Regions from separate parts of the Mus musculus genome. Here regions 2 and 3 are each linked to region 1. The links are chromatin loops, found by intact Hi-C in ENCODE. Cell type or tissue: gastrocnemius. All regions are shown on one strand.

Region 1 (8,000 bases):
TTTCCAGAATCATGGGGAAGGTAATTCCCGAAGTAATTATGGAAGCCATCCATGGGTGGGGTGGGGGTGAGAAGAGCAAGGGAGCTATGAATAGCTGACCTTGGCCTTCCTGTGGCTGGTGTTTACCCTACAAGAGTGCTTTATTGGAGAAAAATAAATAAATGGGAGACAGATAGGAATAAGCCAATCTAAGTGTTGGTCACACTGGTGTGAGAAATTCAATAGTTTAAATCGCACCTCCCAGCTGCCCCTCCAAGGCCTTTTTCAGCAGTAAATCTTGCTGAGATAAGTCTAAGGACAAACTAAAAAAAAAAAAAAAAAAAAGGAATGGACTTTTAAAAGTTAGGTGTTCCTAAGGAGACACCCTTATCATGCTCCAAGGCGCAGGAGCTTGGTGAAAGGAGTTGGAAGTAGGAGGCAGAGGCTAGGGAGGAGTGCTGAGAAATGATGTCTTCTAGGCGTGGCATGGCTGCACACACTCTGTATCCCACAGTGGGTTAGCCTAAGGGCACCAGAGAGGCATTAGATCGGATCCTTCACCTTTCCTTTGTGGATGGGGAGGGGCTTGTGAGGACCCAGCCCTTCTCTAGGATCTAAAGGATATTAATGGCTGTGGAAGGAGGGGGAGTTGTTTTCTCTAGTGGTGTATCCAGTGGGAAGTTGTCCTGCTCAAATAGATAATCCCAACCCTTTCATGCTTATACAAACAAACCTGATAAAAGTCTGTGGGACACACACACACACACACACACACACACACACACACACAGAGAGAGAGAGAGAGAGAGAGAGAGAGAGAGACAGACAGACAGACAGACAGACAGACAGACAGACAGACAAAGAGAGATACGCAGACACATACAGACAGAGACAAAGAGAGACAGAAAGACAGAGAGAAACTGAGAGAGATACACACACAGAGAGACAGAGATAGACCGACACACACACACACACACACACAAGGGGGTGGCAGAGGATGATACAGAGATAGAGACAGAGACAAGAGGGAGGAGCTAGCATGAGCCTGTTATTTCAAGAGGCAAAGGCAGAAGGGTTTCTGCATGTTAAAAGGGTGCCTGGTCTACATAAAGAGTTCTGGGCCAACTTAGTCTACATTAGGAGTTTTGGGTCAGCCTGGTCTACATTATGAATTGTGAGGGAGGGTGGTGCAACCTGGCCTACATAAGGCATTTCAGGTCAGCCAGGGCTGCAGAGTAAGATTATGCTTTAAAGAAACGTTTTCCAAGCAAAAGGACTAGCAGGAGAGACCGTATAGGAACATTGTCTTTCCTGATGGGAGACAGCAGCTCTCTGAATCTTGCTGAGGAGGCAAAAGGAGGGCAGCCTGGCCTGCCGCTGAGATGGAGATTGTATTGGCTGAGTCTGGCCAGCGCACAGCAGGAGGTTCTGTGGCTCTGAGCTCTCTCCCAGAGTTCTGTGCTCTGGATGGAGCGCCTAAGAAGACTGACTATGCATAGGGAACGCTATGGAGGACCAGGGAAGAGCTGAGTGCTGAACTTGAGCAAGTGTCCCTGAATCCCTGAGGGACAGAAACTGGTGACCTGTCCTAGGACCACCCCAAGACCACAGTCTCGATGACACATCTGGGACATCTAGAGCTAAGCTCTAGCAGAGCAACTGTCATTCATTAAAGAGGCTAGAATAGAGGGATAAAAGAAAGGGGGTACAAAAGGAACCGGGGCCACTTAATAGGACCTAGGGTGCCTTTTCATGTTGCTCATCTGACCTGAGCTCCACACCTCCTCCAGCTCACAGCTGCAAACACCCAGGAGCACAGACAGCACCTCCCCAGGGCTCCAAGCTGGTGAGTCTCTTGGTATAGTTGGTGGGGTAGGGCATGCTAGGGGCTGCGTATGCAACCACAGCCTGGCACGGGGCCATTCAGGCTGTGAGACAGTGGGTGTGGCTTTGGTCTCCGCCCTCTCACTGCAAGCCTAAGCATGGCAGACCCTGCAGCCCGTGGGGAGAGCCACTGCTCCTCCCAAACAGGCAGCTACTTCAGCTCAGCTCAGCAGGCAGGGCAGAAAGGATGACAGGTGCCACCGCCCCCGTCTGCCTGTCACTGGGAACCAGCTGCCTCCTGTCAGCAGCTTGTCAAGTCCAAGGACCAGGACAAACAGTCCTGCTGAGCTGCCGCTCCCTGACCTGCCCCCAGCAGGCCTCTTTCACGGCCAGCACGTGCTTCTGTCCTCTTGGCTTTAGGGTCTGGCCTGAACAGGCCCTGCAGGAAGGAGAGAAGGGGGCCATGATAGGGCGAGGAGCCTAGAAAGATGCTCTTGGGAAGAAGGCTGCTGATGGAGAAACATGGGAAGGCTTCCTTGAGGAGGAGGCAGTGGGAAGAGAAGGGATGGAGTGGATTGGGGGAGCAGGAGTGCAGATAGGATGGGGGTGTTTTAGATCCATGAGGGTGAGTCTGGAGCAGGACCTTCTTGGACACAGTGGGCCTAAGATGGGTGCCATTTGAAAAGGTAGGTGTCCCTGGGGGTTCTGGGCTGCGGACACCCCCAGTGGAGCTGGCTTAGGGCCAGCTGATGTCCCCACTTCACACCAGGAGAAAGAAGAAGCAGAGGCAAGAAGGACATTGAGGCACCCAGCTCCCACCCACTGCACCACCCACTGCTGATTTCTGCCCCATCCAGGTGCCCTTCTGCCGCTGGTTGGCACAGCAAGTTATAGCAATGTTGGCAGGACCGTGGCTCTGTCTCAGTGAAGCCCTGGCCTCTTCCTACCACTGAGACACTGGGAGCATAATGGATGTCCTCGTGGAGAGAGCACTGTCTTCAGATTGCTTTCATTTTTTTCCTGTGATATGTTTCCTTTGTGGCGATGCTACGTATTCCTGTTTAAACAGCGTACGCTCATTCTGAGACTAAGTGAGAAGTTTTCCGTCTGCTATGGGCTGTAAGGAAACTCAACCTAACACTGGCTATAGAGCAGGGGACTCCTGAGGGCCAGAGAGGGTGGCACAGGGAGACACTGAGACCAGCCTGTGACCTCTGCACCACCAGGAACCATGATCACACCAGGACTGCCAGGCTAGTAGCTAGGGCTGCCGGCAGCAGAGGCTGCTCTGCTGTCCTTAAAGGCAACCCCAACTAGAACCAACCAGGCATGACCTTGTCAGAGAATCCTCTCAAGGGAAGAGCTAAAGTCAAGGGGTAGACCCTGATCATGATGTGACTAGGCCTCAGCCCTCTCCCCTCAGCTGCCTTCCCAGAGCTGTCCCTGAGACCCAGCCTTATCCTGATGGCTATGTGCCAGCCTTATCCTGGGCTGGAGCTCTGTCTGGACACATAGCCTACAGCACGGGGCCTAAGAGGGCTAGGGGGAGACAGAGTGAGGCCAAGCGTGTACAGACTCAGTGATGCAGGTTGGGCTGTGTCCCTGTATGCTGCATCTGTGGCCCTTCATTCTCCTGAGTGCTCCCCTATCTGTCCTTTGGTCTCATCTTGCTCGGTGGATGACTGAGACCTAGAGGTGAGTTCACAGCCCATGGAACCTCTGAACTCTAAAAAGCCACCCTGGAAGGACACACAGGATCCACCAACCTTTTTGGAGCCCCAAGGGACACTGAAAGAGCCCAGTGCCTAAGGGAACTCAGAATCACTCTGCCCAAGGCTGGCATCCAGTGTGCTTTCTCAGGCTGCGGGATTCCGCACATATTTTCTGAAGCCTTGATGGGCATGCTAAAGCAGTAAATTGGGGCCCACACTGGCCAGTCAAGACCACCTGAGAAGCCTGGATTTTGTGTGTTCATGTGTCATACTTCACTCATTCTTAGCATCCGGCCTGGAGAGCTCAAATTCTGGGATCATCAAGGAGGCTCCAAATAGAGGGAACAGTTGGGGGCCTGGAGCCACTTACTGCCTGCTGTAACTCTCAAAGCAGGCAGCGGTATAGCTTAAATATATGCCTGCCTATAAAGGGTACCATGATCTGCCCCAGCCAAGCCTGGGTGACTGGGATGCAGTCAGGATGGAATTGAGTCTTGTGTCTGTTGTCTTGCTGGGCATGTCTGCTAAGTCCTGAGGCCTCTCTCCGCAGGCCAAGAAGAAGGCCTGATCTTGCCCAGCCTGGTCTAGATAAATTGGGGTACAACTCCTAGCAAGTTAACTTTGGCAGCTGGGATTAGGGCCGGGTTGGGCCTGTAAACAGGGATTCAGAGACTAGCAGAATTCTTATAGAGTGTGTCTGAGGCATCCACTGGTCTTTCTTGAGCTTCAGCGCCTCCTGGTGGTGGGAGGCCATCACTTACAGTAGGCTGTGGGTACTTCAACGTTTTGCCTCCCCAGTCCACTGGGCCTTTGGATTTGAGCTCTGATTAGGAACCTCACACCTGAGAAGGGATTGTGAATCTGGGCCTGGAATCAGAAACTAAGGGATACAGGCAAGGGGAAGGGGTGGGTACCCCAGAGAAAACCAGCCTCCTAGGCCACCGTTTCTCATCCCCAAACAGAGCAAACCTGGTGCCATCTTTACTGGTCCACTTCTCTGCAAGCTGACTTGGAATTGCTCTCTGTGGGTGTTGGGCTAAGTTCAGCCTAACAACAGGGTTTTCTGGAGAGGGGTGTGTGTCAGGTGTGTCAGGCCATGTGGCATGTCACTCTGGATACACAGGCCAAGGCGTGCTCCACCTGTCCCTGTGTAACTCTCCCTGGAAACCAGAAGCCCACACAGGGGCACCTGGAGGGACATTTGTGAGAGGCTACTGGTTGGGTGGGAGACTGAACTGGGTGTCTTCTGGACATTTGTCCTGCAGCCGGGCTCACATCCACTGAACTTGCTGATATGACCTGGGGAATGAGGACCGGGAATTACCAGCTAGAAAGGGCGCTGACCAGCCTGGCACCAGGGGTCCTTGGGTAGTATTAAACTCACCCACTCATGTCTAATTGTATGATATTTCTCCGACGAGAAAATCTCTGAACATGTGGATAAGCATCCAGACAAGAGGCCTGTAGGGGCCTCTCAGACCCGCGACTACCCACTGCCCTCTGGCTCCTGGGCAGCTCTCAGTCCAGTGTGCTGTTTCTCAGGGTTTGTGTTCCCGAGCAGTTTGCCTCTGTTTACTGCAAGTTGTGCCTCTGTGTTTAATGCTGAGTGATGTCATTGTTTTTCTCATGAGTTTCTCTCTGTAAATTTCTGGGATTGCAAGCACATGAAAACCAATTTGATGGGCATTGTGTGGTTTGAATAAGAACGGCCCCCATAGGCTCATATATTTGAAGGTTTAGTCACCAGGGAGTGGAATTCTTTGATAGGTTGAAAATGATTAGGAGGTGTGGCCTTGTGGGAGGAAGTACGTCATTGGGGGTGGGCTTTGAGGTTTCAAAAAGCCCATGCCCCGCCCAGTGTTTTGGCTTGTGGATCAGGATGTAGCTCACAGCTCCTTCTCCATTACCGTGAGTGCTGTCATGGCCCCGCCATAGTGACATGGACTAAATCTCTGAAACTGTAAGCAAGGTCCCAGTCAAATGCTTTCCTATATAAGAGTTGCCTTGGTCATGGTGTCTCTTCACAGCAGTAGAACAGTGACTAAGACAGGCATAGAGAGAGAGGTTCGGTGCTTGTTTCTTTAGAGTAGATTCCTGTGAGTCCCAGCAGGTGTCCTCCGTTTGCTGGTTTGTTTGTTTTTGTTGTTGTTGTTAAAACTTCATACTATAGCCCAGGCTAGACTTGAATTTACCAGATAGTCCAGGCTGGCCTTGAACTTGTGGCAATCCTCCTTTCTCAGTCTGTGGCAAGGGTACTGATGTTGCAGTCATGAAACACTGCACCAACAGTTCACATGGTTCCCAGAAAGTGCCTGTTTCTTCCAGTCCTCACCAGTAGCCAAAGTTCAGAGACTGTGGATGTCTCCAAAAAGGTTCAGTTTTTGTCAAACTAAGCTCTTTGTGAAGTAGCCAGCTAAACTATCATTTTTATTACATCTTTTCAAATTCTTCTGGATTAACGTTTGATTATTCTGTTGATTTTTCAATTCTGCTAAAATTTAGCAGTTCTCTCTTTCTCTCTCTCTCTCTCTCTCTCTCTCTCTCTCTCTCTGTGTGTGTGTGTGTGTGTGTGTGTGTGTGTGTGTGTGTGTGTGTTTGTGTGTGTGTGTAAGCCAGAGAGTGATGCCAGGTCAATCTCACTTTATTTGTTGAGTCAAAGTTCTGTCCTTCTTGCTCCTTCCCCCCACCCCCACCCCCAATCTGGAGCTCACCAGTTTGAGCTGGTCTCTCTAGCCAACTTGACCTGGGTTACTGTGGGTTCTGGGGATCTGAACTCTGTTCCTCATACTAATGTAGCAAGTGTTTACCCACAGAGTCATCTCTCCAGCCCCTAATTTAACAGGTCTATTCATTACCTTATTCTTTTAACTTGATGGGCTGATATCACAGAGGTTCAATACACTGTTTTCCTTCCCCTCTATCCCAGTCAATACTTTGCATGTTGAAAATTCACCCTCAGCCTTGGTCTGCTGTCTTGTTTAATAACCTGAGTTTCCTGCCTCAGGATTTCTGTTGTGTGGCATGAAGTGTTCTGCCCCATGTAGCTGGTGGATGATCGCCAAGTCACCCATGTCACTCTCATGGGCCTGCAGTGAGGTCCAGCTTCCTTATAGTCTGGATTTTACCCCTCGAAGTTTCCCCAATGTGGGATTTGTCTCACTGGTCCCAGTGTATGTCTGACTTAATTCCTTATAGCTTTAAATATGAATAGAGCTTATCAGCAGGACAAAGTATTTTTTTTCCAAGTGAATCTTAGGATGTTTTATTTTTAAATATTTTCACTGATTTTTTTTTTTTTTTTGCTAATATGTTGAACATTCGAGTTCAACTTGTGAGTTATTTTGCAAAGAATTAGCAATTCTGACCTGTTTAGTCTGCCACTTGGGGACATGACAATGACACCTGTCCCCATTTATACTGAAGTACACCCCACCCTCGGATAGGACCCTTCATAGTGCTTTGGTTTGCTTCTGCTTATTTTGGGATTTTGATACAATTATGAGTTATTTTTGTGTCTTATTATCTGCTCTGCCAGGCTGCCTCAGCCTCGGGGAGCGTCTCTGGTTATTGGGTTTCTTTTCACACCCTACTTCTTTGTTGAAACTTCTTATTAACCCTGAAATTTCTGACAGTTGTTTTAAGGCTTAAAATGGTAGCACATTTTTTTTCCTGCTTCCCGTTGATGATTGAGAACCCTCCTCTACCAGTCCTGCGTCTGTCCTGCTTGTCCTGCTGAGTTCAAGAATTACACAGTTGATAAACCAGTCGCTGTGTGTGTGTGGGGGGTACACCTGTGACCCCAGCATTTGGGAGGTGGAGGCAGAGGATTAGAAGTTCAAGGTCTCTGCAGCACATCATAAGTTTGAGGTCAGCATGGATCACATGAGACTTTGTCTTTAAAAATAATAATAATAAAACAGAGTTATGGAGTTGGCAACTGAGTGTTCTCACATACTGATTTTAAGGGCCCCTTCTCTGGGATGCAATGTCAAGGTGTTGTTTGAAGGGGATGCACATCCTCCTATTGAAGAGATTTTCTCTGTGCCTCGATTACTTGCCTCTGTCCCAGCACACTGTCCCAGCCAGAGATACTTCTATGCCATCCTGGTCCATCCAGGGCAGAGTTAGCTTCTTCCCCTCCTAGAAGCTCCTCGGTCTCACTTCCTGCTCTTGAACCCAATACAGTGTGACCCACTGCCAGCTCCCGCTCATCTGGGAGTCCCATGGAAGGGGGAACGGCTGCTTCCATGGAAAAATTCAGGGTCTTCCCAGTAATCCACCCTACCTCTTGAATGCAGAACGGTGGGTTCTCCTCCAGCCCTGTACCTCTCCTTTGCTATAGCTGTTACTTTGCGGTTGGTGACCCCTGTGGAGTCACTGCCTTCCATAATCTTCTCGATATTCTCATCTGTCCCTTCCCGAGACACTGGGGGCCTGCTCTGAGACTCCAGGCAGCAGCCTTTCTGGCCACTGCAGTGACACTTA
Region 2 (8,000 bases), 91 kb before region 1:
AGAAGCGTGCTATTAATTGCTCAACGATGAATGCATTTCCAACCCCCCTCCCTGAAAGTTCTGTCCTGTCACTGGCTCTGATTTATGGAGTTTGGTGGAGACAGGTTTAAACAAGGTTAGACGGGGTCGGTGTGCTCCAGAAAGAACTTTGGTTCAGGAGCCTTCCTTGGGTACCCCTGGGAGGATGTTATCCCTGCAGCCCTCGCAGAGGTTTTTTTTATCCCTTTGGTGTTGGCTCAGGTCCTGTACCTAGCTGCTGCTGGCAGGCTGAAGGTGTTAGGGCCACTCTGCAGGCATGGGGGCAGAGGCCAACTGGGTGGGGTATGTGACTGGGTACTGAACAGGGAGGGGACATGCAGCAGGCAGCATCTGGGAATGAGTGGTTCCTGGCTTTGCAGGTCTGGCTCACAGACCCTCAGGTTCCTGTCTGGCTCCCCCTCCTAATTAGTATCAGTCCTCCAGACGCCAGCTCCCACGTGTTGTCTGCCCCTCCAGATAGGCAGTGTTTGGTTCTTATCCTCACTGGGGTCTGGGTCCAGGAATGGGGGCTGGGGTTATGAGGCATGCAGGGCAGGCGACATTCTGACCTGAAGCCCTCTGCTCCAGTGTTTTAATTTCTCAGGGGGACTGCTCACTGCACGCTGCTGGAGAGAGGTCTGTGCTAGGCTCACCATTCAAGACACTCAAGGTTGAGCCCCACCCCCTTTTTTCCTTTGTATCCAGCCCCGCCCCTTTTCTTCCCCTCCCCTTTCCTGGACGAGAGGCCGGGCGGAACTCTCCAAGGCCCTCTGTCTTGCTTTTACCTGCAGCTCCTCTCTCTGCAGCATTCCTGCCATCACTGTGGCACACTGTCTAGAAGCCGTGTTAACTCCACAAAGGGCAGAGGTATAGCCAGAGATTCCCATGCCGACTTTGTGCTGTGGAACGGGAGTTTTCCTTCAGGAGGTGCTCTGAGGCACACATGGCAGTGTCTTTGTTTCTCGTCCCCAAGAACTAATGCCAAGAGGGTTCTGTGAGTTGAGCACCTCCCAAGGAGCTGAGGGGGTGTGGGTGATGGCCGGCTTCACAGCACCAAGGGCGTCTGGGGGCAATAGAGCCTTGGGCACTGCCTCCACCCCCAACACACTCTACCCCTGGCAACACACCCTGCAGCTGTCCTGGGTTAAAATATCCTCGCTTTTCTGTTGGACTGTCTGACATCTTCCTGCTCCTGCTGCATCTGTGAATCCACCACGGGGTAGGTCCTGGGCTTCCCCTGTGACACTTGAGCTACCTCCATCCTGTGAGGAGCTGAAAAGGGCAGGGGCCGTCTAACACGTCCATTCTGTTTGTCTACACTGAGAAGTGGAGTGGCATGCTTAAGGAGGGTTTGCTGAGGGAGAGAGAAAAAGCCCATAGACGTGACACCAAGGCACAGAAAAGAAGAAGGTAACCACAGCATCAGACCGGATGGACTTCAGGGTCTGGAATGTGTACAGAGCAGCTCAGATTATTTACAAAACAACAGGTGACCAAAGAGGGCATATAGGCACGGCACTGGGACTTGCACTTCCAGAAGAGATCTGGATGCCCAGAGGCATGAGAAGAGGTACCTGACTCATAGTGTCAGGGAGATGTGCTGTGGGGATACAGCTGGTTACCAGCACAGGGCCACACAACTGGCCAAAAGACACACAGATGGTGCTGCTAGAAGCAGGGACTGCCACTCACTGAGTACGAGCTGTTACTTAAAGATCAGCTTAACCTCTCTGTGTCTATATACCCACCCGCAAAACCAGGAATATGAAAAGACACCAGGATAACACACAAACTGCCCTTATCTCTTGTCCCAGCACCCAGAACTCAAACACCCTGAAAGGCATCAAGAGCAAGGGAGATGCATGTGGTATAGGTATTCAGGTAAGGTCTAAGCTTGTTGATCTATCCCATAAACGGACAGCACAATGGGCTGGCCACCACTAGCCAATCCAGTGGATGTCATGGAGCTGGAACTATTGAGTCATCTGACTTAGGAGGCAGCAGTAACCTTGAGTAAAAAGAACATTGGGAGAAACTGAGGCATTAACTCATAGCGGCTGAGCGCTTAGAGCATGTCCTCCAAAAGACCCAGGGGAGTGAGTGTCAGCACCATAGACTGATGGCCATGGGCTGGTTATATCCAGGAAAGCCTCAGCATCGACTCTGCAAGTACCAGCTCTCTGCAGAATCCAGCGGAGGGTAGCACATCCCAGCTTAAAACAGCCTGGAGCACCGTGGAGCTGACCTTTCCTCCAGAGGCTCTTGGGTGCTGGTAGGGATGTGCCTCTCTAGGGTAGAGCTGGTAGCCCTTGGGGTGCTGGGTCTCTGACACAGCTGCCCCTGTGCTGAGGGGTGGGGACAAATCTGGTGCCTCTTGGGGCTTCAGTCACCTGAACCATCTTCACTGAGAGGACTGTAGGCCCTCCTTGGTCCAGGAGCCTGATGCTCCCTCTTCTGAGACCTTGACCTTTTTTGTGTCTGCAGGCTCTTCATATGTCATTGTTAATGAGGGAGGTGGGGCATTTGCCCAGAGGAGTCCTTACAATTAGGCCAGGAAGCTGCTTGAGTGGGTCCCTTCCCACCAGCTTCTCCAAATGACAGCCTGCGGCAGTGTTGCTGGCTATATGACTCCTTAGGGATTTGGTTCCAGCTGCAACAGAGTATGTGCTAGCTTAGGCCTCTCCAGGTCCCTGGGCCCAGAGTAGCATTCTTCTTTGGTCTCCAGGACCATTGTTCTGAGGCCATCTTGGGTCACACGGGCTGTCTTTGTAAGGCAGCTGGAACATGCAGGTGGATGGTCTGTCAGAACACTCCATGTGACACACCCTTAGCCTGGACATTTTGGGATGGGATGTCTGATAAACCTTGTCGTCACTGTCTCTCAGCCAGGTGGCCCTAGGGCTCAGAACTACACATGCAGCCAGAAGGGCAAGACGGGTAGTTAGGGACAGAATGTGCAGGTCTTATGGGTCCTGGGATTGGGAGGGGTGTGAAAACCTGGGATTGGCATTAGCTAAAGCACCCCTGGGACTGCTGTGCTCCTCGTTCTAAGGCCCCACAGACAGCAAGGACTGTGAAGGAGGCAGGGGTGAGGGTGTGTGTGTGTGTGTGTCAGGTCTCAGGCCATTCCTGAGGATTTCTGCACAGATGCTGGAGACCCCAACCAGGCCTGCACCACTGGGTCTGCTAGGGGTAATATTTCACTTGAGAGAGAGGAACCAGGAAAGGCCAACAGAGGGATGGGATTAGGGACCCTGCTGTCACTTACCTTCTGTTAACAGGACTGGGTATCCCTGTGTATGTGGGAGCAGGTGTGTTTGCCTTAGTGAGTGAGTCTGCCCCTGAGGTTGCTCCTGTGCACTTGAGGCAGTACCGATGTGGAGGCGTGGAAGGTACCCACAGCCCAGCTCTTTACACAGGAGGGCCTCAGGGCCTAGCCGAACAGAAACAGTTTTTCCTTGGTTGAACCACAAAGCCCTTCAGAAACCTGGTCCTAGCCTATTATTCAACCAAATCCCCTTCCTTTGCAGTTGTTTTATTGCGTTTCTCAAGCTATGGGGCAGATATTTAATTTCTTAAGATGTTCTTTGCATTATCTGAACTTTGTCATATGTATGCATGATCCACTGGACCACAAAAGCCGAAGTGAAGACTGCACAGTGTGTTGTCATTTGTCACTCAGCTGACCTTTCTCAGGGCGATGCACAGCTGCTGAGTCCTGGGCCCTGATAGGGAGTTCTGCCTGTTTCAAGATCTACCCATGGGTATCAACTCCCTGTGCATAGTCCTAGCAAAAGAAGTTATCACGCATCTGTCCCTCGGGAAAATGAATTGGTGGCCCCCGCAGAACATCCAGACATGGGTATTACCCCAGGATACCCCCGGGGAGGAAGCCCTGAGAAATGGAGTTTGTCTGAGGGCTACTCAATTTCAATTTCCTGCCCTGACCCTAGGAAACTTTTTTTTTTTTTTTTTTTAGCCTATCTCAAGCCCAGGAAAGGAAAGAGATTTTTGGAACAGCTTGAGGTGACTGACTCCTGGTGGTCCAGAAGCCATTATGGAGGGCACAGGAGCCACTATCAAGGAAGAAGATAACGATGTCAACCTATGAACTTCAGTAGTGTTTACGAGCCTCCTGAGCCAGTGTTGGAGTCACAGAGACAACCCCCCGCCCCACCCCCACCTCCAGGAGAACAGATGGTACCCCTGCCTTGAGTAGGAAGATCATTCTTCCTTCCTTCAAAGGTGTCCCACGAGGAAGGTAGAGTCTCTTCCTTCACATACAACAGCCCACCTCTCTGAGCGACCCAAGCCTTGTCAAGGGGGTGAGTTTGGCCCAAGTGGACAGGATCAAGGAGTAGCATGGTGCTCCAAGCGCCTGGAGGGCCCTCTGGGACACAGCCAAGAGCTGGGCTGTGGGTGGCCAGGCCCCAGGCTGTTCATCCCATTCCACCGAGGGCAGCCTTCTGCTCAGGCCGAGCAGGTGCGGCCCCAGACAGCTGGGCTGCCCAGCATGCTTGTGGCGTGAAGTCAGCTGCCCAGCCCGGCCACCAGCCGCACCCTGGCTATTTTGGGAGCCTCCAGCTCAGAACTCTGCCTAGCTGTTCCCACCCCTGCAGCTCCTGGGAGTCTGATTAGAGTGTGGACAATGCCCCTCTTGTTGCACATCTGTCCCTTCCCCACAGCCCCTGCGGCCCTCTCTTCCCCCATAGACACAGCTGGTCCTGCCTGAGGGTGGGGAGCTGTGCCTGGCAGGAGGAAGCTGGCCTTGTGTTGGGTCTTAGGATCACAGCAGAACTGGGCCTCAAAGCGTCAGAAGGAAGAGGCTGGCAGGATGACCTTGGTAGCATTCACTGTTAGAGAGTAAGAACTTGACACTCCCAGAGAAGTGGCAAGGCCTACCCTACCTTGGCAAAGAGGAGATCTGGAAAATTCTCCCCAGATCCTCCTACCCTGGGCCTTCCCCAGCCCTGAGATTGTTGCTAGAGAGGTGGTCAGGGTAGAGCAAGATTTGCTGCTCAGCAGGGCGGTCCCGGTCTCTCCTGAACAGTTGAGAGCATGTGTGGGTTCCCTGCAAATGGCAAACTACATTGATTGTTCCTCCTGGGATTGTCTGGACAGATTTCAAGACCTAATGTTAAGGAGTGCATTAGACTTAGTCCTGGACTAGAGCATGTCCCCCTGAACGTGCAGTCTGAACCTGGAATATTCGCCTTGATCTTGGAGCAGGCAGTCCTTCGCCCTGGAATATGTGCAAGAAGCACCTGCAGAAGCAGGCGTGGGAGGAGGGACCTTTAAGCATCTCTTCTGCTGGGCTGGGGAGTTGGGTTCTTCACTGTGGGTCAGATGAGGGAGAGGATACAATGCTGTGGGGTGTTGTGGGAGCAAGTGAGGCAGGGCCACCGTGGGCCAGGTGACTTTAGTATTAGGATACTTTGGTAACAGGACCCATGATGGGGTTCTGAGTGAGTGAGCTGGGGTGAGGTCAAGGGTCAAGGGGGAGGAGCAGAGGGCCTGGAAGGACATAGTGGAGGTCACTGGGGATATAGTTAAATTGAGCGGGCCAAGGACCCATGTTCATGGAGTGTGCTTGGCAGAACACCGGTGCACCTGCGTATTCGATCGTGGAAACAAGGCTAAAGGCTCTGGCTGCCTTGAGATAGGACCTGGCCCTGAGTTCCAGATGCTCTGCATAGGACCCGGAGGTATCTGGGCCTAAGCCGGAGTGCAGCCCTTGAGGACAAAGCATGCTCCACACTCTGGAGTCTGGTCTTCCCTGAACTCCTGCTGTGGGACCTTCAAGCAGTCCGCCTTCTCCAGGCTCCCGCTCACTCACCTTTGCCTGTTCTGGCTGTCGTACCAAATCCACAGACCGAATGGCTCATGAACATTATAACCTTCTTTGACCCTGAAATCCAACCAAGGCAGAAGCAGATGCTGCATTTTCTATGACATTGAGGGCCAACTTTTCCATAGGTGATGTGTCATTGTGTAAGGGGCAAAGAGGCTATCTCTACCTCCTGCCCCCTCTCTCTGTGTAGGCTAGAGGCCAGCCTTGAGTATCTTCCCAATTGCTCCCCACCATGTTTTTAGATAGTGTCTCTTAATGATCCTGGAGCACACGAATTCTGCAAGACTAACTGTCCAGTGAGCTCAGGAGTCCTCTCATCTCGGATTCTTCAGTGCCTGGATTACAAGCGTGCACCACCGTGCCTGGCTTTTCCTGTGAGTGCTGGGAATCTGAACTCAGGTTCTCATGATTGCTTGACATTCACTTTATCAACTGAGCTGAGTCATCTCTCCAGCCATAGCTGGTGTTTGTTTGTTTTGTCAGAGTATCTCATTGGCCTGGACCTTGACAAGCAGGTTAGTGAGCCCCGAGAATCCACCTATTTCCACATTGACAGTGCTAGGATTACAGATGTGCATCATCATGCCCAGATTTGGGGGTGGTGTCTGAGGAAACAAGGCAAGGACTTAATGGACAGAGCTATCTCCTTGGCTGCTTTTCTTCCTTTGTAAGGACTTGAATTCTCTTCATAAGGGCTGTTTGCAAAATGTACTTACTTATCCCCAGAGGCTCACAACACTATGGTATCGAGCATTAGGTTTCAGTATGTAGATTCAGGGGACAGAAACATTCTGACCATAGGAACTACAGAGTAGCGGGCAAGTCCAAGGTCCAGCACAGGTGTCTCTGGGAGCTGATAGCCAGGGGTCTAAAGGGCTGTCTGAGGCTGAGTCAGGCTGGGCCTGCTTCCAAGGCTCAAGGTGAAGCTACAGTCGTGTTCCGTAGGCCAGGGACTCATATACTCCATGCCATTATCTCCGGCGGGCAGTGTCTGCCTTCAGAATACCTCAGCTGCTAAAATGAGCAATCAAAAGGGTACTGGGGAGCAGGATCTGTGATGCTGTTAGGGAGCGAGGAGGAAGATACCAAGGGGCCTCCCCGACAGGAATCTTGAAACCATGAAGCTCTGCTCCTGAGCCCTTTGCTAGGATGCATGACCCCAGCAGCTTTGGGATGGGCAGTCGTGAGTTCCACCAGGGCTCGGGTGTGGGAAGTGTCAGGGCCCTGCCTGAGACTCTGCTTAAGAGTCCCTGGGGATGAGAATGCCAGGTTCTTTCACCAGGATGTTGAGTCTGGGCTGACAGAGCAGGAGCCACGTTTGAGGTCCTAGGGGAGACCTTGCTTTCCATAGCTTGTGGTGATCCCTATCTCCTGTGTGAAATATGGAATTTTACTGTGGAGCACCTCCTCAGAGCAAGGAGCTAAATGTGTTCTCTAATCTCTCTTTTTACCTCTGGCCCTCCTGGGTGTCTCCATTGGGTGGTGTCTTGTTGGTGAACTAACCAGCAGGGAGGGCAAACGCTTATTCTTAGCTCTAGATACTTAATGGTTTCTCTTCACCCAGTCGAGTGTGAGCCATGTGCTCAGCCCTTGACGGTTGTGAGCTATTTGAGCATCCCTGATGGGGAGATGCTAGCCCCTATCTCCTGTCTTCTTCCTCCTCACTTCTCAGCTCCTTTGACCTGGTACGTGTTCTTCCAAGCTCCTCAGCCCTGCCATGCGTGTGTCTCATCCCTGCCTCTCCAGATAAGAGTCAGCTTCTTTCTGATTCTCCCCAGAAGAGGACCTGTGAGCAGGCTTCTGGAAGCTAACTGCCACCCTACATCCATCCAATCCTTGGCTCACAGCATCCTGAGCATAGGAAAAGCCACCCTGTCCCCTCCACATTGGGCTTTCCATACACTACACCGGGTGGAGCTTCTCTCAGGAGCTTCAGTGCCCATGATGGAGGCTTGTGATGGTTTGTATATGCTCAGCCCAGGGAATGGCACAATTAGAAGGTGTGGCCTTGTTAGAGTAGGTGTGTCACTGTGAGGGTGAGTTTTAAGACCTTCTTCCTGGCTGCCTGGAAGCCAGTATTCTGCTAGCAGCCTTCAGATGAAGATGTAGAACTCTCAGATCCTCCTGCATC
Region 3 (8,000 bases), 77 kb before region 1:
CCTCTGCTGGGTGGTGGGTTACAAGGGAGGTTAAAGCGTTTAAGAACCATCATTAAAAATAAGGGTTTGAAAAAAATTAAAGTTACAATGGTATGCGTGCATATGGGAGGTCAGAGGTCAACCTTGTCATTCTGCAGGCACCATGCACCTTGTTTCTTGAGACAGTGTCTCTCAAAGTCTGTCACAATTTTTAAAAAGATTAAATTTTATTATTTTAAATTCTATGTACACATGCGTGCCTGTGGATGCCCTGAATCTGGAGTCACAGGGTGTTGCGAGGCACCTGATGAGGTCACTTCTCCCATGTCTTCATCCATCATTCTTAGGGCTGGGTCAGCCACCCTGGTTAGGACTCCAGATCCCTCTCATACGAGGAGCAGGGTGGAAGCCTGCCCCATTTAGGAATTATGGCCAGAGGCCACCTCCCAGCAATGGTCCTAAGGACTATGAAGGGAAGAGAGGAGAGCCTGGAGGCTACTTCATCCTGACCATGACATCTGCTACCACATGTCAATTCTCCAAATCAAACATCACTCTGGCAAGAGGGAACTCTGAATGTCAAAAGTAGGTTTGTAGACACTGTCTTGGCTTCTCTTCTGTTGCTTTGATAGAATACTTGGATTAAAGCAGGCAACACAAGGAAGAAAAGCTTTATTTGACTTACAGTTCCATAGAGTTAGAGTTGGCCATCGTGGGGAAGGCATGACAGAGAGCATGTGAGACCAGTTCTTTACATGGTGTAGCAGTCAGAGAGCAGCGAAGGAGCAGGAAGTGGAGCTATGCAGTCAAAGAGCAAAGCCCACTCCCAAGGTGCAACCTCCTCCAGCAGGGTTCCACCATCTCCTAAAGGTTTCATAACGTCTCCAAATAGCACCCAAAGCCAGGAACCAAGTGTTCAACCACAGGAGCCCATGGGGGCCATTTCACATTGCAACCAAACTTTCTGATATCTCTCTTCCACCTTACCGTCAAGCTTGCCACCACCTCCCTCACAGGGATTCCAGACCTTCTTACCTTTAACTACTAAGTGACCATGCAAAGTTCTAGCCTCCCAGGCCCCTAGCCTGAATGCAGGCTGAACACTGATGGACCCATCAGGGGTCTCGGAGGATGGGCTCACTGTCCCAGGACAACTCAGTCAGACATTGGGGATGCTGAATTTGGAGCTCCTCAGGCTTGGATGCCAACCATCTTGGAGATTTGTGCCCATTTTGTCACTCTTATGAGTGTTGGAGGACATGCAGGTGAGCTGCAGACTTAGTGGCCCAGAGTGCCTATATGACACACAGGAGCAAACCTTGGGAAGATGGGGCTGGTGCTCTTGTTGTCTGGTTGCCCTGGGAGATGTAGAAGACCTTCCATCACTGACTGCAGCATGGGAGGCTGTGTCCATGATTCCGGGAGAGATGGGATGGCTCATGGCACCACTTGACTACAGAGAGGGCAGCCTATGTGCACGTTGCAGATGGGGACTGGGCCTCTGGGGCTGCTGCTCACGGGGTGGCTGGCATCATGGAATGACAGGTGCAGAGGCTTGGCTCACACAGCTCTAGAGCAAATGTTGCATTTTGATCTGAGGAAAGAAGTCCAGTCCAGACACAGCAAGGATGAGAGGAATGAGGAGGGTGTGGTTGAGTGGGGAGAGGCTACTTTTTCTTGTGCGTTTCTCTCTGTCTTAAGTGTTATCCACTTAGATTTCACACAAGCTGGTCCATTTCTGGGGTGATACATATATCAACCTGGCACCATAGAGAGGAATATGTGGAAGTCCAGGCTAGAGGCTCCTCACGACCCTTTCTTTTCACAGGTAGGTTTTTTGTTTGTTTTTTGTTTTGTTTTGTTTTGTCCAGTAGCCTATAGTTCAGACCTCTGTAAAGAAGAACACAAGTGGGAATGTCCACTTGCCAAGCATGAGAGTGAACAGCTGGCTGGAGCTTCAATGTGTGGAGCTCCCAGCTGCCAGCAAGCACCTGTCTCTTCCTGACCAGGGATGCTGTCCTTCCGCTGATGTCTCTTAATGTTCCTAAGAGGCTGTGTGTATGGGGGAGGTCTGCAGTTCCACCCACATTGGGGAAACTGAGGCTGGAAAGCATGGAGTCAGAAAGACCCAGTTCTCGAGAGTATCTTGTGCCAGGGATTGAACCCTGGGCCCCAGTATTGATAGGCAAGTGCTCTACCATGGAGCTATTGCTCCAACCCCAAGTTAAAACACGGTTAAATCTTGTTAAGAATGTTCTTATCTTATTGTAAGCAGCCTTTAATGGTTATTTTTTTCCTTCAAATAAACTAAGCTGTTGGGCTGTCTGATGATTTGACCCATTGATTGATGTCTGCCAGACCCCTCATTTGTGCCTGACTGCCTTGAGCAGGGAGCTGTCACCGGGCTGTCATGGCACCCTAAATACTTTCAATGGCTTGAGAAACTGTACTTCAGCTGCTAGGACCTCTGCAGCCACAGTGCTGCCAGAGTCACATGCTTCTCCTTCAGGGACAAATTTTCTCCAGCTGTGATGCTGCTGACAACCCCACTCAGAGTTGTCACAAGCCTTGGAGAACTTTAGGTGAGCTTGTTTGCCCTGAAGCTACCCAGGGCAGGAGGAAGATCACCTCCCCAGTGACTCAGCAAAAAGTCTATGGAGGGTACAGCGTAATAGTTACGACTGGCAGAGTCCAGTGCTATATGGATGCAAGGCTGTGGCTTGTGGAATTATACTCTGGGCACATGTTTTCAGTCCCTCTTCTGCTATACAATCAGGCTTCTCTCCTGGGTATTGACCCCTGGTATTGCAAAGGTTAGGTCTCATTTGAGGTATCACTTGAACTTTTAGCTATTTTTGCTCTTTACTATGGGTAGAGTGGGCTGGGCTGTTTGTGCAAAAAAAGCAGACAGAGACCTGGGGCTTCTAGCAGTGACCGCTGAATAGTTACAGAGTCACCAGGACCTGATACAAGAAGCTCTGAACCATAACACCAGAAGGCAGATAGAGAGATCCAGAGATCACTACAGGCAGTGGGCAGTATAGAGAAGGCGAGAGACAGTGCGGAAACTGAAACTGCAGAGCACACGAGCCTGTAAGAACCAGAGACAGGAGGTGAGCCCGCAGGCTGCGGCTCCAGCAGTCCAGAAGAGCTCACGAGAGACGTCTGAGCGTCTGAGCGCTGAGGGTCCTTATCCAAACCTCCAGAGCTGTAACCGGATCTGGCTGGTGGTGTTCTAAGCCCTAGGCAGCGATTCTCAGCCTTGAGTCCTTGCAGCCAGCAACCCGACCTGGCTCTGAAAGCTTAGAATCCTGAGCCTCTGGTTCTCCAGGCTCAGAGCTAAAAGCCTTATCATTCGGAAACGCAGCTTGTGATTCCCTGAAAGAGATCTGTCAATGAATTCTTTGTTTATCTGCAACTTCTGTGTATCTCTAGCTGCCCTTTATGACACTACGAAGCCGCTTCCTGGGGCAGCTTGGCTGGTGAGTGGCAGAGGACTTGATTTGAATCTTCCTGGAGGACAAGTCTGATACTGGGTGGACACAGAGCTCACCACCGACACCCACAAGGAGACTGTGGGGTTCTTATTAGCCCAGGAATGCTCCACTAGGGCACTGTCTCAGCTTTGACTGTCAGGAGAGCACTGTTGCTATTGCGAGGGTCCCAGGGATGGGACCAGTATGCTTGGATTTAGAGCCAGAGGCTGGTCCTGTCTGGTGTGTGTGTGTGTGTGTGTGTGTGTGTGTGTGTGTGTGTGTGTACCCATATGCCTTGGGCGTCTGGCTCCCTAAGAGTCACAGGGGAATGCATAACACACAGAGACCCAGGTGATTACAACAGTGACCGCTGGAAAACCCCTTTCCAAATGCTTTGATCTGTTTCAAAGAAACCAAAACAAAATAAAACCACACCCTGGCAAACCAAAAAAACTTGCCAACAAAACAAAACAAGAAGAGCTTAGAGAGAGAAGAGACCATCACAAATGTTGAGAAGGGACGCCACAGGAAGACCAGCAGAGTCAACTAACCTGGACCCTGGGGGCTCCCAGAGACTGAACCACCAACCAAAGAGCAAGCATCAGCTGGACCAGGTCCCCGCACATATGTAGCCAATGTGCAGCTTAGCCTTCTTCATGAAGGTCCCCCCCTAGGGCCACTAAATCTGTTGCCTGTCTGTGGATCCCATTCTCATAACTGGGCTGCTTTTCTGGCCATGGTGGGAGAGGATGTGCCTAGCCTTGCAGTGACTTGATGTGCCAGGGTGGAGCGATACCCAGGGGATCTCCCCATTCTGATTTCCCCATTCTTAGGAGAGGATGGGGGAGGAGCTGTGTGAGAAGGGACTGGGAGAAGGGGGTGCGGATATTGGGACGTAAAGTGAATAAATAAATAAATTAATGAAAAAATAAAGTGGGGACACTTAGCTCTGAAGCCACTTTCAAAAGACTTGCAGCCAAGCAGTCACGCTGATGTGAAACTGCCCTAGGTTGGGACACAGAGGTGCAGCTTCCTGGCTAGGTGTTTGCACCATCTGCTTGCAATACTGAGCAGGGCAGTGGCAGAGAAACAAATGGTAAGATGTATAGATGGGTCTTGGCACCCAGGCTTTTCTTTAAACGACGTTGCCTTTCATTCTTGACCCCTGAGAAGGCTGCCCACCAGTTAGGCATCCGTGAGACAGGTCACCCGACCTAAAGCAGAAGGGCTGAGTGACTTTGCTGACTGCTCAGCTCACATGCAACCCTATCTGCAGTCCTGCCCACGGGATCCCCAGGGTATCAGCCTTGCTTACATACCTCCCTTGCCAGCAGACTCTCTACTCCATGAGCTTCCATCCCACTGTCCCTCATCATGAAGGTGCTCACCACATTAGTCCCAAGGAGGCCCACACTGTCACTTCCCAGTGGTGCTGTCTGCTTCCCTGGATCATCTGGAAGCCAGCTGCACTGGGAAGTTCATGCGCTCTCCTTAAGCATTTATAAAAAGAGGGAGACTCCCAGGAATAAAAGCCTAGGCTCTCCTGAAGAGTTGAGCGTGCCTGATTACTAATCCCACCCCCAGACCAGCCTTTTATCGTTGATAAGGCCTGTCTGAATTTAACAGCCACAGAGCCGCACAGACTAGAGACCCGAGGAGTGACATGCCCTTAGATCGCATTTGATGCAAATCCTTTTCACTCCGTCTCAGACTGGTACTTCAAAGGAGCCGAAGATCCTAGAGGCAGAGAGCCGATGCCACCTCCCGCTACCACAGGGATGGCCCTGTGGTAGCTGCGTCTTGCTAAGAATGGCATCTGGCCTCTGGTTCCCTGGGCTGGACATGGGACTTGCTCACTGACACTGCTGGCCAGCATGCTCAGCCATCTCATGTGACCAGGCCACAAAAGACCATGGCAGACATTCAGGCTCACTGGGACACAGAAGGAGCTGATTTTAGTAAGGGATGCAGCTGACACAAACCAGACACAAAACAGACTCAAAACAGACGCAGCCTGTCCTCATCAAGAGCTTTGCCGAGAGAAACCCAAACCAGGATTGGATTTTAACAAGAAGCAAACCATTTGCACATGATGGCCAATGAGAGGCGCTTGACATAATGTCTTGCAAATAGTGGCCCGTGATGACAGGGCCTGTCTACAGACAGGATAAGGGAGAATCAGGCTCGTGTGCAGTTACCAGAGTCATCTTTACTACTGTAGTTTTTTTTTTTTTTTCTTGAAGTGACTGTTTTAGCAAAAATGTTTGCAGTGGTAAGCTACCATGAACAGGCCATCGCCTCCGAGACTTCTTTTTTAACCACTGTAATTTGAAACAAATGTATCAGACCAGGAACACATTTGAGTTCTTGCCTATTCTGACGTGGAAGCCAAAGACGTTTCCTATGTCATCCTGTGGGTGGCTGAGACAGCCTGCAGGTCCTGCTCAGTCACCTTGCCCTTTGAACCCAGACCTGCATCATCAACTTAGGTGACCTCATGGACACAGATAGCCTCATCAGCACCAGTTCCCACTGCTGCTCAAACAGAGTCCGACACGGGGAACCAGCACAGTGGCTTGAAGGGATACAAATAGTATCATTTCTGTATGTAATCAATCAATCCGAAAGGATGACTCGGAGATGAGACATTTCTTATTGGATCATCAAAATCAGGTGTCCCTGGGAAGACTCACCACATTGTCAGTGCCCAGTGGTGGGTGTCCTGTTGCTGGTATGGCAAGGTCTGAGAGATAACTTTGAATTTCCAGTTGGAGCAGCTATAGACTGGTGATGGAACAGAATATCAGGTATCCAGGAGTCCTGTATCAGCAACACCTGCTGCTCAGGGTCCTCCTAGAACTTTCATCCCTGAGAGTCAGTCACTTCCTAATTGGCTCAGACTTGGTATGTGTCTTCTGACCCTCAAGCCCTGCTGTCATCAGATATCAGCACCGTTTCCTCTGGGGGTTGGTGAAAGTCTCAAGCAGTGGTCCCTTAAATAGCATGAACGTATTTGAGTGGCCCCAAGCTAAATTGGAGGATCTACTATAGAAAGCAAACAAAACTATAGGTAGAAGTTGGCTTAGGATTTCTATCGCTGCGATAAAACAAAAGCAAGCAAACAAACAAAACACCACAACCAAAGGCAAGACGGAGAGGAAACGGTTTGTTTCATCTTGTTCTTCTGGGTGACATCATATCACAGAGGCACCCTAGGGCAGGAACTCAACTAGGGCAGGGACCTGGAGGCAGAAGCTGATGCAGAAGCCATAGCTGCAGTGCTACTTGCTGTTTTTTCCTCATGGCTTGCTCAGCCTGCCTTCTTATAACACCCAAGACCACCCAGCTCAATGGTGGCACTGCTCACAGTGAGCTGGGCCCTCCACATCAATCATCCACCATGAAAACACACCACAGGCTTGCCCACAGGCCAATCTGGTGGGAAAAATTTTTCTCAATTGAAGTTCCCTCCTCCACAATGACTCTAACCTGTGTGAAGTTGACATAAAACTAGCTCACATGGTAGTAAAGTTGAGGGCTTTGCGAGGGTTCCGCGCCAACAGCAGTGGCGCTTGTATGTCTTCTGCGCTTGGCCTTCAGCGCTAAGTGTGAGTACAGAACATGGGATGCTCAAACCACCAACAGTCTGCTTCACATCGCTCCCGAGAAGCTCCTGTGGGTTTCTCCTTGGTATTATTTGGTTTATGCTTTATATAAAATTATATGGCCCAGCTATTGTTTTGTTGTATTTCTCCTGTGATTACAAATGTTTTAAAAATGTGCTTGTTACTGAAGGAAGAATACAACAGAAGCAATTCAGAAATCGAGTCCCTCTGCTTCAGTGGGTCGTCTAAAGAAGGAGGATGTGCTGGGCTAGGGATGTTAGGCTGACGAGATAGCTGTGCACTGAAGGACTCCATAGCTCTAACCAGCGTACACTATATTTTGCCTGGGAGACTCACTGATGGGGAGGTAGGCTGAAGTTATTAGAGCTGAGATGTAGGCCGCTGTAGAACAGGGAGAATGTTGCCCCCACTTTTTTGTCTGGATGAATGGGTCAGACCAATTGGCTTGAGAGCTGGCAGATAAGATGGATCCAGGACTATAGTGATTGGCTGGAATTGCATCAGGCAGAACTGAAGCAGATCTCAGGCTTAGGAATGGAGAATGCCCCCAGATTGAAATGCCCGAAGCCTAATGAGCCAAGACTCTCTTGATGCCCTAGAGCTGATCCTCAGGGTGTGTTCTGTGGTATGGGGTGCTCTGTCTAGTGCTCCTGGCGTCCTAAGCCTCTCCAGAGGCAGGAGCTCTGGGACAGACCAGCCTCCACTCACACCTCCCCCCAGGCATCCCCTGCCTAGTAGAAGGGGGAAGCCTTCAGCTTTGGCATTCAAGCTGTGTCCTGGATTGGCCTAGTCTGTCTGTGTCTCCGTAACAAAATATCAGAGATGTGGAGGTCTAAGGCCAAGGCACTGACTGGCAGAGGTGGTGTCTGGTGAGAGCAGCTAAGTTTCAGAGCAGAGCAGAAGTAAGACCAAACCATGA

The links. A loop is a pair of places that touch in the nucleus more often than their neighbours do. Peaks named below come from ENCODE experiments on the same cell type or tissue, not always from the same donor. Only the 100,000 strongest peaks of a DNase experiment are listed, where the experiment ranks them.
Region 2: it touches region 1 in a loop (2.2-fold over the local background); 7 of 42 quality-filtered maps call a loop at or near these places.
Region 3: it touches region 1 in a loop (5-fold over the local background); 7 of 42 quality-filtered maps call a loop at or near these places.

The regions. Positions count from the first base shown.
Region 1 is chr1:92,693,290-92,701,289 of GRCm38, reverse strand. No RefSeq gene overlaps it. Among named protein-coding and RNA genes, the nearest start is that of Gm29483, 33 kb to the left of the region's middle. In gastrocnemius, CTCF peaks have their summits at 2,150 and 4,262 (motif pointing left); DNase peaks (open chromatin) are centred at 2,551, 3,254, 4,247, 4,655 and 2 more places; H3K27ac peaks cover 3,481 bases.
Region 2 is chr1:92,783,964-92,791,963 of GRCm38, reverse strand. No RefSeq gene overlaps it. Among named protein-coding and RNA genes, the nearest start is that of Gm36102, 36 kb to the right of the region's middle. RefSeq lists an enhancer at 1-2,862. In gastrocnemius, no CTCF peak of the experiment used is centred here; a DNase peak (open chromatin) is centred at 4,487; H3K4me3 peaks cover 224 bases; H3K27ac peaks cover 2,831 bases.
Region 3 is chr1:92,770,066-92,778,065 of GRCm38, reverse strand. No RefSeq gene overlaps it. Among named protein-coding and RNA genes, the nearest start is that of Gm36102, 22 kb to the right of the region's middle. In gastrocnemius, a CTCF peak has its summit at 3,031; a DNase peak (open chromatin) is centred at 1,474; H3K4me3 peaks cover 1,192 bases; H3K27ac peaks cover 4,965 bases.